2 separate regions of the Homo sapiens genome follow, and region 2 is linked to region 1. A link is an interaction called in ENCODE POLR2A ChIA-PET data of the cell type or tissue named here. Cell type or tissue: Caco-2. All regions are shown on one strand. Region 1 holds the start of LOC105370791 (a long non-coding RNA gene). Region 2 holds the start of MIR626 (microRNA 626).

Region 1 (8,000 bases):
GGCTCACGCCTGTAATCCCAGCACTTTGGGAAGCCAAGGCGGGTGGATCTCCTGAGGTCGGGAGTTCAAGACCAGCCTGACCAATGTGGAGAAAGTCCGTTTCTACTAAAAATACAAAAATTAGCCGGGCGTGATGGCGCATGCCTGTAATCCTAGCTACTCAGGAGGCTGAGGCAGGAGAATCACTTGAACCCGGGAGGCAGAGATTGCAGTGAGGTGAGATAGCACCATTGCACTCTAGCCTGGGCAACAAGAGTAAAACTCCGTCTAAAAAAATTTTAAAAAAAAAAGTTTTTTTAGAGTCAAGTGTGCAGCTGCAGTCACAGCTACTTGGGAGGCTAAGACAAGAAGATCCCTTGAGCCCAGTAGTTTGAGACCAGCCTGTGCAACATGGAAAGACCACTTGTCAAAAAAAAAAAAAAAAGAGGAAAATAGTTTTTTCTAATCCAATTCATCCAAAATCCTACTGCTTAAAAATGTCACCATTAGCTTACGTTTGATATTTATCTTTTTAGACTTCTATATACAGTAATTCTCCTCTTATCCCCACAGGATACATTCCAAGATCCCCCAGTGTATGTCTAAAACCTAGGAAAGTATTGAACCCTATACACAGTGTTTTTTCCTATACTTACATACTTACCTATAATAAAGTTTAATTTATAAATTAGGCACAGTGAGAGATTAAAAACTAATAAAATATTACAATATACTATAATAAAAGTTATGTAAATGTGATCTCTCAAAATATTTTCAGACCACAGTTGACAGCAGATAACTGAAACTGAAACCATGGATAAGGGAGAAGTACTATAAAGGGATATATACAGGTATATTTCTACAAAAATGTGATCACATAATTTTGTAATCTGCTTTGTTCACTTATCACATGCTTTCCAAGTCATTAATAGAGATCTATATCATGTTTACCAGGTACAAAGTACCCCCCTCTATAAAGGCACCGTATTTATTTATTTTTATTTTTATTTATTTATTTTTTGGGACACACACTCTGTCGCCCAGGCTGGAGTGCAGTGGCACAATCATGGCTCACTGTAGCCTTGACCTTCTGGGTTCAAGTGATTCTCCTGCCTCAGCCTCCTGAGTAGCTAGGACTATAGGCATGTGCCACCACACCAAGCTGATTTTTGTATTTCTCGTAGAGACAAGGTTTTGCTGTGTTGACCAGGCTGGTCTCAAACACTCTCCAAGGAGCAAGCGTTTAGTGTGTGCCTGCTGAGTGACTTTGTAAAGATTCAAAAAAAAAAAAAACTCCCGGCCTCAAGGAATCCTCCTGTATCAGCCTTGTTCAATTTTTTTTTTCTCACAATTTGCCAGGCTTTGCTGATTACTGGATCTCCTAAACTTAAAAAAATTGGCTGGCACATAGTAAACACTCAATAAATACAAATGAATACTAAATAAATAAATTTGTCTTTTAACTTTATCATGTTTCTGCCAACTAGACAGATGTTTTTTGTAATAACTGTATCAATCTTTGTCATCTTTGTCTTTATGGATTTGCCTCGACAGTCATGCTTAGTAGAACAGCTCCTTTCTCTTTTGTTGAGCCTGGGTCTCACTCTGTTGGCCAATCTGGAGTGCAGTGACACGTCACAGCTCATTGCAGCCTCGAACTCCTGAGGTCAAGTGATCTTCCCATCTCAGCCTCCTGAGTAGCTGTGACAACAGGGATGTGCCACCACACCAAGCTAATTCTGAAATTTTTTTGTACAGATGGGGTCTCACTCTGTTACCCAGGCTGGTCTTGAATTCCTGGGTTTGAGCAATCCTCCCACCTGGGCCTCCCAAAGTGCTGGGATTATAGACATGAGCCACGTGCCTGGCCTCATTCTATTTCAAGACTGGAAAACTGTTTTCCCAGTTTTTTAAAGTAGTAATTTTCTGATTTCACGTTTTATATTTTAATATTTAATTTGGGCCAGGAGCAGTGGCTCACTCCTGTAATCCCAGCACTTTAGGAGGCCGAGATGGGAAGAAAACCTGAAGTGAGGAGTTCCAGACCAGCCTGGCCAACATGGTGAAACCCCGTCTCTACTAAAAATACAAAAATTATCAGCCAGGTGCGGTGGCTCACGCCACCCACCGAGCACTTTGGGAGGCCAAGGCGGGCAGATCATGAGGTCAGCAGCTCGAGACCAGCCTGGCCAATATAGTGAAACCCCGTCTCTACTAAAAATACAAAAATTAGCTAGGTGTGGTGGCAGGCATACTCTGCCTGTAGTCCCAGCTACCTGGACCCTATCTCTACTAAAAATACAAAAATTAGCTAGGCGTGGTGGCGGCGGCATAGTCTGCCTGTAGTCCCAGCTACTTGAGAGGCTGAGGCAGAAGAATCACTTGAAACTGGGATGCGGAAGTTGCAGTGAGCTGAGATCGCACCACTGTACTCCAGCCTGGGCGACAGAGCAGGACTCCATCTCAAAAAATAAAATTAAAAAAAAAAAAATACAAAAATTACCTGGGTGTGGTGGCCTGCACCTATAATCCCAGCTACTTGGGAGGCTGAGGCAGGAGAACTGCTTGAATCCAAGAAGCAGAGGTTGCAGTAAGCCGAGATCATGCCACTGCACTCCAGCCTGGGCCACAGAGTGAGACCCTCAAAAAAAAAAAAAATTTAATTTGCTGGGCTCGGTGGCTCACGCCTATAATCCTAGCACTTCAGAAGGCCAAGGCTGGAGGATCACCTGAGGTCAGGAATTCCAGACCAGCATGGCCAACACGGTGAAACCCCGCCTCAACTAAAATTACAAAAATTAGCCAGGTGTAGTGGGAGACACCTGTAATCCCAGCTACTCGGGAGTCTGAGGCAGGAGAATTGCTTGAACCCAGAAGGCAGAGGTTGTGGTGAGCACCACTGCACTCCAGCCTGGGGGACAAGCCCGAAACTCCCTCTCAAAAAAAAAAAAAAAATATATATATATATATAAATAATTCACCTAGATTCTTTTTTTTTTTTTGGAGACGGAGTTTCGCTCTTGTTGCCCAGGCTGGAGTGCAATGGCGCGATCTCCACTCACCGCAACCTCCGCCTCCCCGGTTCAAGCATCCCAAGTGGCTATGATTACAGGCATGCATCGCCACACCCGGCTAATTTTGTATTTTTAGTCGAGACGGGGTTTTTCCATGTTGGTCAGGCTAGTCTCGAACTCCCGACCTCAGGTGATCCACCCGCCTCCGCCTCCCAAAGTGCTGGGATTACAGGCGTGAGCCACCACACCCGGCAATTTTATTTAAATTTTAAGGTAGAAATCCCATTTTTTCTCCAAACAGTTGATTGTTCCAATATAATTTTGGAACACCTTCCCTACTCATATAAAATACCATCTTTATAACACTAACCTTATATATTTCTAGATTATTCTGTTTCACTACTCTTGTGTTCCAGGGTTGCTACTTATATTTTGATTATCATAGCTTTATTTGTATATTCTCTAGTACAAGTCCTTTCCTCATTCTTCTCTTCCAAGAAGTTTCTTAATTTCTAGGTTTACTTTTTCAAATGAATTTTAAAACCATTTGGCAAATTTTCAAAAGGAAATCTGGTTGGAATCATGTAAAACTGCCAGCCATATCTCTCTGTTGCTATTTTCCTCAGTGGTAAAACGGAGATAACAGTACTTACCTCGTAGGTTTGTTATGAGAACTAAATGAATTAAATACAGTAGAAAGTATTTAGAACACCAAGCCAGAAAGATAACTATTATAATTACTCAAAAGTGACAGCTATTATGATTGCTCAATAAATGTTTTCCAGATGTGTTCGCACAAAATTCGAAGACTCTTTTTAAGATAAATCAAAAGGTATAATAAAACATAAGCAGTGGTATGGAAAACATACAATTTATACTTTTCTTCACCAATGGCTTGACCCTTCTTTGGTGAAATGACGAGCTAGAACTGGGAGGAGAGACCAAGAAAAATACCAAAGGCTGGTGGGTACCAGGTCTCTAAAATTTTACAAAGATAGCCCACCAAGTGGAAACGAAGACTTCTAGGCCCTTCTAGGCAGCGTTATGGGGGATCAGCATTTCCCTTTTAAATACTATTTCCCCATCTCCGCAGTTATGACAATAGTAGTTACCTTTTGATTTCCTCCCAGAAAATACATAGGGATTAGATGTCTAAAAGACAATATTTTTCGAATGAGGTCGTGGGCCCCTATAAAGTATAAATGGGAATGATAAAGATAGACAGACATGCCCAGAATATTATAACAAATTACCTCCACCAGGTTTCCCACATCATTGTAATGATTGAGAGGGGAGTGGCTGTGGGGTTTTTTTTGGCGGGGTGGCGGTTGTCTCATTATAATTTTTAAGAATTTGTTAAATTATTTTATCTGCATGAAATTGAGGTGAGGAAGTCAGAGGCCGTATGAGGGACCTTAAAAGGTGATCTCCTCTACCGAGCTGAATGAGAAATGGAAGCCGAGGGTGGCAAGATGAAACTAGCCAAAGGCCTGGACCCCAGGCCTCCGAATTCCCAGATCTCGGCTCATCCCAGTACACCACACAGCTTCTCACCGACGCTTGCCACGCTTCGATGTGGGAGGAGTAAAAACAGGCAATCCGACCGCAGCAAAGACGCTGGAAAACCACAGGCCGGCGCAGTCGAAGGCACGTGACCCGCCACGCCCCCCACCCTCCCCCTACCCCGCGCCAGCAGCACGCGCTGCCAACCTCGTCATGTGACCTTCACGCGGCCCCAGCACTCCCCCTGCTTGGCGACTCTTTCCAGCAGCCATTTTGCTGAGAACTTGTCGTCTGTGCTCACCGCGGAGCAGGACGCCACGAAAAGCCGCGGCCAGAATTTACAGGCCGCACACGCGCTTCGAAAGACCGCTCAGGCCGTCAGGGCCCGGTCGAACCTCAGTGAACACGTCGCACCCCGGGGCGCCGGGGAAAGCTGTGGGTGCGCCTCGGCCTGAGATTGGCTGTGGCGTCCACGTGACGCCTCAGCGCCCCCCCGCCCCCGCCACCCTCTCCTTCCCCCCAACGCACAAAAACACCCAGACTCTTAACACTTCGCGCCAAGAACACGCCACCAGGCGCGTGGGGACGGGCGTAGCGCGTGGCAAGCAAGGCGCCTGCGCATACCTGCCGGGGCCGACCGCAACCGACCCACGCGCCGCTCCGCTCGCGGGTCCCGGAATCCTCGCGCTGCTGGACCACCCGGCTAGTCATTGGCTGCCAGTTCGGGTCACGTGCTGGTCGCAAGCCCGCCCCTACCCGCTAATCACCTGGCACCGAGCTCGAAGCGGCGCCGAGTCGTTCGCACGCGGAGAGGGAGGGTAGTTAGAGGGCCATCCTTTTCTGCCGTTATGGATTTAAACCCATAAAGAGGAAACGAGAAACCAGAGGCTCAAAGCTAAGGAAGCTCGCACCTACCGGCTTAACTTCGCACGCCTCTCCAGGAGCCGGGAACCATCGCCCTTGGGCGCTCCCCGATGCACGCCGGGATACGCCTGGCGCCCCTCGGTGTGCTGCAGAGCATGCCGGGAAAGGCACCTCTCCCGATCTCCTGGCGCTCACCTCCCGGGCGTTCCTTTCGTGTCCCCTTGAAAGCCCGGTCCTTGGGCTTGGAATGAGACGGTTTGGGTAATTATGGGAGTGTGGCGAGGTATACCAGGCACTTTCAGCCCCTCCTCTCCCACTTGTTTGATCTGTGTGGTCTTGGGGAAACCGTTTAACCTTTCTCCACGGAGCAAGCGTTTAGTGTGTGCCTGCTGAGTGACTTTGTAAAGATTCAGGAAAAAAAAAAAAAACAGCAAGGGTATTTGCCTGCAAATGAACTGCAGCCCTTTCCTGGCCAGTGAAAAAGAATGCTAATTTAAATGCAACTTACCAGGAGCCCCACTTGAGGGTGGAAATGGCACTTAGAATTTCCCTTGGGATAGAAGATGAGACCTTTCTTGCTAAACTTATTGCTACTGTTGGGGAAAGTAGGGGTGGTAAGAGCAAGAGGCGTTTTAAAGGAGGCGGGGACATGTCTATCACAGTTGCTGGTTCCACCTCGTACGAAATATGGTATATTGGAAACGAGAAAAAAAAAAAAACACCGTCTCCTAACTCAGAAAAAGTGGTCATGCATCAGAACCAATTAACTTTGTAACATATTCACAAACTGCCCTTCAGGCCAAAACCTAATGAAATCCCCACTTAAAACAATTCACACCTTTTCTGCTTTGAACTCCATTCTTCAGCTTTGCCGGATTTTAGAACGATTTCATCAATTCTTAAAGAGATGATTAAGCTTGAAGAACTTGACTAGCGATGGTCAAGCTCAAGAGCTCTTATTTATAGATTAAAAATTAAATGTATTCATTTATAATGTGGTTATCAAGCCAAAATATAGTTTGGGGCACCCTTTTCTAATTTCAAGGTACTCCATAAGCCTAATTATCAGAAAATTATTCCCTGACTAGAAAACCAAAAGAAAGGGTATTAGATGATCATACGTAATAAAAAGCATTAAATTGTAAGCATATGATGTTACACTTGAAGTTTATAAAACATTCCAATATTCTTCATTATATATAATCCTTACAACAACTCAGAGAAAAGTGCTATACTAGTAGTATCATTTTCTGAGTCAGTCTTGAGTGGGAATCTGGAAAAATATATCTTAACACGTTCTTCAGGTAATTGTTATGCACAACTGGGTTTGGGACCTATTGGCTATAGTGGAAAGAACCCAAGGTTTGAAGTCAGACAGATCCATGTCAACTTGCAGCTCTTTTTCTTCCTGCACTCTGATTGTGGTGAACAGGTTTTTGAACTTTTTTTTTTTTTTTTTTTTTTTGAGACCGAGTCTCTGTTGCCCAGGCTAGATTACAAAGGCGTGATCTCAGCTCACTGCAACCTCCATCTCCCGGGTTCAGGCGATTCTGGTGTCTCATCCTCCTGAGTAGCTGGGATTATAGGCGCCTGCTACCATGCCTGGCAATTTTTGTATTTTTAGTAGAGATGGGGTTTCATTCACCATATTGGCCAGGATGGTCTCGAACTTCCGACCTCAGGTGATCTGCCTGCCTAGGCTTCCCAAAATGCTGGGATTACTGGCGTGAGCCACCACGCCTGCCCGTTTTTGAACTTTTTGATTTTCAGTTCCTTTGACTGCAAATTGAGGCCAGTTTGGATTGTCTTTGTTTTTTTGTTTTTTTGTTTTTTTGTTTGTTTGTTTGCTTTTTAGACAGAGTCTCACTCTCTTGCCCAGGCTGGAGTGCAATGGTGCAATCTCGTCTCACTGCAACCTCCGCCTCCTGGGTTCAAACAATTCTCCTGCCTCAGCCTCCAGAGTAGCTGGGATTACAGGCGCACACCACGTCGCCTGGCTAATTTTTATTTTTAGTAGAGACAGGGTTTCACCATGTTGGCCAGGCTGGTCTCGAACTCCTGACCTCATGATCCGCCCGCCTCGGCCTCCCAAAGTGCTGGGATTACAAGCGTGAGCCACTGTACCTGGCTTGTGTGTGTGTGTGTGTGTGTGTGTGTGTGTGTGTGTGTGTTTTGAGATGGAGTTTCACTCTGGTTGCCCAGGCTGGAGTGCAATGGCGCAGTCACAGCTCACTGCAACCTCCGACTCCCGGGTTCAAGGGATTCTCCTTTGTCAGCTTCCCAAGTAGTTGGGATTACAGGCATGAGCTACCACGCCCGGCCTGGATTGTCTTTGGATTGTCATAATGATTCTCAGATCAAAATATTTAGAACACCTGTCATAATCCCTGATAAATATGATGAACTCTATGAATGTGAGTGCTCGTTAGTGGTAAGGTTGCATTCAAACTAGCACCCTGTACTCTGTGCAATACAGCACATTGTTGAATCTTTTTTCTCCACTATTCTGTTTCTCCCCTAGACAGTGCTAGAGGAACACTAACAGATTCGTGTACCACAGATCTTTTTTGGAATCCTTGGTGACTACTGCCCATCTGTTGGTATATATATTTACATTGTCTCCCACCTTCATTTCATTTT
Region 2 (8,000 bases), 68 kb before region 1:
CACTATATATATTCACTAACAAATAACATGTAACAAAGGATTGTGGGCATTTTTTTTTAAATAGTTCAAAGCCTATGACTGAAAACAGCATTTATAGCCAGGCATGGTGGCACACGCCTGTAGTACCAGCTATTCAGAAGACTGAGGTGCCAGGACTGCTTGTGCCCAGGAGTTCGAGGCTGCAGTGAGCTACAATTGCACCACTGAATTAAACCCTGGAGCCGGGCGCAGTGGCTCACGCCTGTAATCCCAGTGCTTTGGGAGGCCGAGGCAGGTGGATCACGAGGTCAGGAGATCAAGACCATCCTGGCTAACACGGTGCTAAAAATACAAAAAATCAGCTGGGCGTGGTGGCGGGCGCCTGTAGTCCCAGCTACTCGGGAGGCTGAGGCAGGAGAATGGTGTGAACCTGGGAGGCGGAGCTTGCAGTGAGCCGAGATCGTGCCACTGCACTCCAGCCTGGGCAACTGAGCAAGACTCCGTCTCAAAAAAAAAAAAGAAAAAAAGCCTGGGCAACAGAGCAGGATGCCTCCTCTAAAATAAATAAACAAAAAATTTAAAATTTCAAAAATAAGAAAACAGCATTTACACAACTAAAATATTTTCTTCTGATCAGTCACTTTTTTTTTCCCTGAGATGGGGTCTTGCTCTGTCACCCAGGCTGGAGTACAGTGGCAACCTCCACCTCCAAGGTTCAAACAATTCTCCTGCCTTGGCCTCCCGAACAGCTGTGATTATAGGCATGCACCAACACGCCCGGCTAATTTTTGTATTTTTAGTAGAGATAGGGTTTTACCATGTTGGCCAGGCTGGTCTCGAACTCCTAACCTCGTGATCCGCCCACCTCAGCCTCCCAAAGTGTTGGGATTACAGGTGTGAGCCACCACGCCCGGCCCAGTCACTTTTTAAAAAGTTAGGTAGGTAGGTTTCCATTAATAGTGTGAAATAGCTCAGAGCAGACTGACCCTCCTCCACTTAGAACTAGAAAAGTTACACTAAACAGTTTTTTCCCCCCAGAATATTTCTTAAAATCTAAGAAATATTTTCTTAGATTTCTTGCAGAAATCACTGCAAGGCAGTGATTTGAGGGGCAAAATCACAAGAAAAGGCAATAAAATTAAATATCCCCAATAATCGAGACACTTTCACATCCATTACTTTTATTACTGAATTTATCTTCCTAAAATATTGAACTATATTGACGTTACTTGCCTGTCCAAAAGCATTTCAAAGGCTTCTGAAACTAAAGAAAAAAGTATAAATATCTGGGATGCTTTTCTAAGCCCAATATAATTTATCCTCAGCCATTTCAGCCTCATCTTAAACAATAACCTGCAGTATACTCCATAGGATCCAATCACACAGAAAATATTACATTAGTGTCTCAGTCCAATAAAATACATTTTCAACACCAAGCCATCATTAATGAAGTACTATTTTTTTCACTACTTGCTAACCCAGTGTCTTCATAAAACTTTATAAAACTTAAAATAGGCACAAGCAACCATTACATGAATGTGTAGTTACTTGTTCCTTGCACAATTTCTACTTAAGATTTTAACCTTACTTGAAAATCCTCCATCATCATTCTCAGTAAACTATCACAAGAACGAAAAACCAAACACCGCATATTCTCACTCATAGGTGGGAATTGAACAATGAGAACGCATGGACACAGAAAGGGGAACATCACACTTTGGGGACTGTTGTGGGGTGGGGGGAGGGGGGAGGGATAGCATTGGGAGATATACCTAATGCTAGATGACGAGTTAGTGGGTGCAGTGCACCAGCATGGCACATGTATACATATGTAACTAACCTGCACATTGTGCACATGTACCCTAAAACTTCAAGTATAATAATAATAAAAAAAAGAAAATCCTCCAATAGAAGCCGGGTGTGGTGGCTCGTGCCTGTAATCCTAACACTTTGGGAGGCCGAGGCAGGCAGACTGCCTGAGCTCAGGAGTTTGAGACCACTCTGGGGGCAACATGGTGAAACCTCATCTGTACTAAAATATTTTTTAAAAAATTGGCTGGGCGCAGTGGCTCACGCCTATAATCCTAGCACTTTGGGAGGCTGATGCAGGTGGACTACCTGAGGTCAGGAGTTCAACATGGTAAAACCCCGTCTCTACTAAAAATACAAAACATTAGCTGGATGCAGTGGCACACACCTGTAATCCCAGCTACTCGGGAGGCTGAGGCTGGAAAATCGCTTGAAACCAGGAGGCAGAGGTTGCAGTGAGCCAAGATCGCACCACTGCACTCCAGCCTGGGTGACAGAGTGAGACTCCGTCTCAAAAAAAGAAAAAGGAAATCCTCCAATGGAAGATTTCCACCTCCAGTTAGAATGTGGAAGATCACAAAATATCATCACTTTTGCCATAACCATGAGAAAACACTAAATTATTTTTCTTACAAGATACTGAAGACCTCTAGACATAAATAAGCCTAAATGAAGTGAATTACAGAAGAAGATCAGCCTTCTCTAGGTGACCGGAGATAGCTACTGCTTTCAACCCTAAGCAGCATTTGCACTGTGTGAAGATACAGTAAGGAGAGAAAAAAGCAACTATAGGCAAAGGATCTTTGCAAAAACACAGAGAAACCAACTTTTAATGCCCGAGCATGGGCAGAATCTCGAGGACCCCAAATAGGAAACTAGTCCTCACTGCTGTCCAATTACCACCCCCTCCAGAGGACTTCTGCAGAACAAACAGCAGTGCCGCAGAAAGGCTGGCCTGGAAATAAGAGAACATGTAGTCTACCAATGCTTAGGTCCTAAGGTCCTGCCAGGGATAGGAGACCAACCACTCCTCCCTTGACACAGCTGAAACGAGAGGTGAGCTGAAATTTACTAAAATAGGAAGCCACTTGAAATCACCTAGACTGAAGGACAGAGAAACAAACAAAACAAAACAAAACAAAAAAGTGTCAGAGATCTCTGGGACAACATAAAATGATCTAACATACTAGTAACTGCCCTGCCAAAAAGACAAGAGAAACAAAGTGAAGAAATACTTGAAGAGAAAATGAACAAAAATCTTCCAAAAGCAAAAGATTTTAACCCACAGATCCAAGAAGCTCAGTAAGCAACAATGGGGACGAATAGAAGGAAAAAAAAAAAGTCATATCTAGGCACATCAAGGTCAGGCTGCTGAAAATGAAAGATGAAGAGAAAAATACTGAAAGCAGCAGAGGGAAAAACAGACATTACACTGGAGGAACAACAAAGAGAACAACAGACTGACTAGTGACTCAATGGAAACTATGTAAGTCAGAAGACAATATACTTTACCGCCAATCATGAAGTGTTGAAAGAAAAACTAATGTTCTATACCTACCAAAAGAAGCCTTTAAAATTGAAGACATTTTCAGACAGCTGAGATCATTCAGATTGCATAAAAATACTCCTCAGCTCTCAAATAAGACAAATATATCAGTTCTTGCCACGTCTACTTACTTGTACTAGAGATTCTATCAGGATGATTAGGCAAGAAAAAGAAATAAAAGGCATCCAGATTGTAGAGGAAAAAGCAAAACTATCTCTATTCACAGGTAAATGATCTTGTATATGGAAAATACTAAAGAATCCACTAAAAAACTATTAGAACTAATAAATCAGTTTAGCAAGATTCCAGGATCCAAGACACACACACACACAAATTGTTTTTCTACAAACTAGCAATGAATGTCAAAAGTGAAATGAGGAAGTAATTCCATTTTACAATAGCATCAACAAGAATAAAATATTTAGGAATAAATTTAACAAAAGAAGTTTAAGACTTATACATGGAAAACTATAAAACACTGTTGAAACAAATTAAAGACCAAAATAAATAGAAAAATATCCCACGTTTATGGACAAAAAATATTTCATATTGGTAAAACAGCAATAATCCCTAAAGTGATCTACAAATTCAATGCAGTATCTACCAAAACTCCATCTGTGATTTTTTTTTTCAGAAAGGGACAAACTGACCCTAAAATTCACAAGAAAATGCAAGGGAGCCACCAAAAAAAAAAAAAAAAAACAAAGCAATCTTGAAAATTAGAAACAAAGTTCTCAGAGGACTCACACTTCCAGGTTTCAGCTTAGTACAAAGCTACAGTAATTAAGACAGTGTGTCTATTAGTTTGGTTTGGTTTTGAGACAAGGTCCCACTGTGTCACCTAGGCTAGAGTGCAATGGTGCAATCATACCTCACTGCAACCTCAAATTCCTGGAAACAAGTGATCCTCCCACTTTAGCCTCTCGAGTAGCTGGGACTACAGACACATACCACCACACCACTCAGCTATTATTTTTATTTTTTTGTAGAGACAGGTTCTCTTTAGTAGAGACAGGGTTTCACCATGTTGACCAGGCTGGTCTCAAACTCCTGGGCTCAAGCTATCCTACTGCCTTGGCCTCCCAAAGTGCTGAGATTTTAAGCATGATCCACCGTGCCCAGTCAACAGTGTGATATTGACATTAAGACTAGATATACAGATCAACTAACAGAATTGAGAGTCCAGAAATAAATGCCCACATTTATGTCAACTGATTCAATTGCCAAGGTGCCAAGACAATTCAAGAGAGGAAAGAATGGTCTTTTCAACACCAAAAAACTGTGTTCACGCAAAGACTTGTATACAAATGTTCACAGCAACATTATTCGTAACAGCCAAAAACTAAAAACCTTACTGTCCAACTGATGAATAAAAAAAATGTGGTAATGTCCACACAATATTATTTGACAATAAAAAGAAACGAAGTACAGATACATGCTACACATGGATGAACCTTAAAAACATCAAGCTAAGTAAAACAAGCCAGGCACAAAAGACCACATATTAAATGATTCCATTTATATAAAATATCCAAAATAGGCAAATCTACAGAGACAGAGACAGGTGGTTGTGTTGGATTGGGTGGAGCTGGGGAGTGGTTGAGGGAAAATGGGAAGTTACTTTTAATGGGTTTTCTTTCTGGGGTGCTGGTAATGTCCTAAAACTGACTGCAGCACTGAAGTAACGGTTGTGCAATCCTGTGAATATATTAAAAACCATTGAACTCTACACTTTCAGTTGGTAGGTGAATTTTATGTAGATTTTATTGTATGTGAATTATATCTCAATTTTTAAAGTTTTTAAAAAATAACTATTAAAGGAAGTTCTTCAGACTGTTAGAAAATGAAACAATATGGGCCAGGTGTGGTGGCTGAGGCTGAGGTGGACAGATCACTTGAGGCCAGGAGTTCAAGACCAGCCTGGCCTACATGGCAAAACCCTGTCTCTACTAAAAATACAAAAATTAGTCGGGTGTGGTGGTGCATACCTGTAGTCCCAGCTACTCAGGAGGCTAAAGCAGGAAAATCACCTGAACCTGGTAGGCAGAGGTTGCAGTGAGCTGAGATCACATCACTGCACTCCAGCCTGGGTGACAGAGTGAGACTCTATCTCAAAAAAAAGAAAAAAAAAAAAGAAAAAGAAAATGAACCAAAATAAACACAGATCCAGAAACAGATGAAAACAAATAAATAAATACGTAAATATAAAAGACTTTTCTTATATTATTTAAATGACTACTGACTTTTTTTATTTTTAAGGAGAGAAGGAGAGAGGGAAAGAGGAGAAAGAGAGGGAGAGAGAAAGAAAAGGAGAGAAGGAGAAAGGGAGAAAGGAAGGGAGGAAGGAGGAGGGAGAAGAGAGGGAGAGAGGTAGGGAGAGAAAGGAAGAGGGAGAGAGGGTAAGGGAAGGCAAGAGAGGATGAGAGCGAGCCACAGAGAGAGGGAGAGGGTACACACCAACTACTGACTGTTTAAAGCAAATAAAGTAACAAGGTTTAGAGGCTTATATCACATAGAAGGACATCAAATATAAGTGCATTAGCAGTTCATTATTCAAATTATATTCAATAAATTAAGGATGCACATTGTAATCCATATAACACTGCTATATACTGAATTGTGTCCCCCACCAAATTTGTATGTGGAAGCCCAAACAGGGCTTTAGGAGAAAATTAGGGTTAAAAGAGGTTTTAAGGGTAGGACTCTAATCCAACAGGATGGTGGGCTTATAAGAAGAGGAAGAGAGACATCCCCCGCTCCCCCCATGTGTGGACATAATAAGAAAGCAGCTATATATGTATACAAGCCAAGATGAGACATGAGAAACCAAACCCTGCCAGAACTTTGATCTTGGACTTTCTAGCCTCCAGAACTGTGAAAAAAATAAAACTTCTGTTGCTTAAGCCAGCCAATCTACGATATTTTGTTATGGCAGCCTGAGTAGACAAATGCAACCACTAAAAAAATTACAAAGAGGTAATTTTTATATAAATGGAATTTGAAAAGCTCAATCCACACAAAAACAGGGAAAGATAAACAGATAAGAGAAGCAGGAAATAGCAAGATGACATGGTTAAAACTCAGCTACATAAGTAATGGCATTAAATGTAAATGAACAAAACAGTCCAATTAAAAGCCAAAGGTTAAAACAGTGGATAAAGAAACAAGTCCAACTATCAGCTATTTAAAAGAGTCGCAATGTAAATTCAAGGAAGAAGAATTAAAGTACAAGGAGGGAAAAAGATAAACCATGCAAAAACTTATTAGAAGGAAACCAATATGGCTCAATAACATCAAACAAAGTAGACTTTAAAATAAGGAGTTTTAGGCTGGGCACGGTGGCTCATGTCTATAATCTCAGCACTCTGGTAGGCAGGTGGATCACCTGAGCTCAGGAGTTCAAGACCAGCCTGGGCAACACAGTGAAACCCCATCTCTACTAAAATACAAAAAATTAGGTTGGCATGGCAGTGTGTGCCAGTAATCACAGCTACTTGGGAAGCTGAGGCAGGAGAATCGCTTGAACCCGGGAGGCAGATGTTGCAGTGAGCCAACATCGCACCACTGCACTCCAGCCTCAGTGACAGAGCGAGGTTCCATCTCAAAATAAAATAGTTTTATCAGAGATAAAGAGGCACATAATTAAAATTTTGAGTTCAATTAACCAAGAAAACATAAACAACCCTAGAAGTATATGTACCTAATCATATATTAGCTTCAAAGTATTTGAAGCAAAAATCTATAGTACCAAAAAGAGAAACAGACAAATCCACAAATACGGTGGGAGATTTTAACCCATCTTTCTCAGTAACTGACATTAAAAAAATCAGGACAGAAGAACTGAATAACACTATCAATCAAACTTACTTGATAAGCCTTTATAGAATATTATATCCAACAACTGTACAATACACACATCCTTTTCAAGTATACATGAAGTATCAATCAGAAACAGATGACACCCTAGACAATAAAGCAAACCCTTGATAATTTCCAAAGGTTTTAAGCCATATGTTCTTTGACAACAACGGAATCAAACTACAAATCAGTAACAAACTTATCAACATACCAAATGTGTAGAATGTACCTAAAGTAGTGCTCAAGAGTCAAACGAATAGTTTAAAATACATACAAATGAAAAAGTCTAAAATCAATTATCTAAGACAGGAGTTGATCATTTTTTTCTGTAAAGGGCTAAACAGTAAAAATTTTAGGCTTTGCATTCCATACAGTCTCTACTGCAACTACTCAAGCTACAGACAATACATAAACAAAATAAAATAAATACAAATACAAAATACAAATACAAAAGACAAGCATGACTGTCTTCCAAAAAACAGGACACTGAAATTTGAACTTTAATTTTCACATCACAAATAACTATTTTTTTTCCCCAATCACTGAAAACTGTTAAAAATCATTCTTAGCTTACAAGCCAAGTAAAAACCAACGGTAGGCACATATGATCCATGGGTCTTAGTCCACCAAACCCTAATCTAAGGCAAATTAAACCAAAAACAAGTAGAACAAAGGAGTTAATGATGAGAGAAAAATCAATGAAATAGAAAAAAACAAAGAACTTGAAGTCATGATTTGAATTCTGCCAACAAGAAAACTCTGTGGCTTCACTGATAAATTCTATCAAATACATAATGAAAAAAAAAAC

Evidence for each region. Peaks named below come from ENCODE experiments on the same cell type or tissue, not always from the same donor. Only the 100,000 strongest peaks of a DNase experiment are listed, where the experiment ranks them.
Region 2: POLR2A ChIA-PET joins it to region 1 with 11 read pairs; 8 of 35 experiments call an interaction of 5 or more read pairs at or near these places.

Annotation. Positions count from the first base shown.
Region 1 is chr15:41,618,710-41,626,709 of GRCh38, reverse strand. It overlaps LOC105370791 (a long non-coding RNA gene), which reads left to right and starts at 5,255. Exons shown (of 4, transcript NR_188233.1): 1 at 5,255-5,643. It also overlaps a transcript of MGA not described here. RefSeq lists a silencer at 5,215-5,274. In Caco-2, no CTCF peak of the experiment used is centred here; DNase peaks (open chromatin) are centred at 4,659, 5,219 and 5,509; H3K4me3 peaks cover 2,826 bases.
Region 2 is chr15:41,687,031-41,695,030 of GRCh38, reverse strand. The region is part of intron 2 of MGA (MAX dimerization protein MGA); the gene reads right to left. MIR626 (microRNA 626) reads right to left here and starts at 3,446; the gene lies at 3,353-3,446. In Caco-2, no CTCF peak of the experiment used is centred here; no DNase peak of the experiment used is centred here.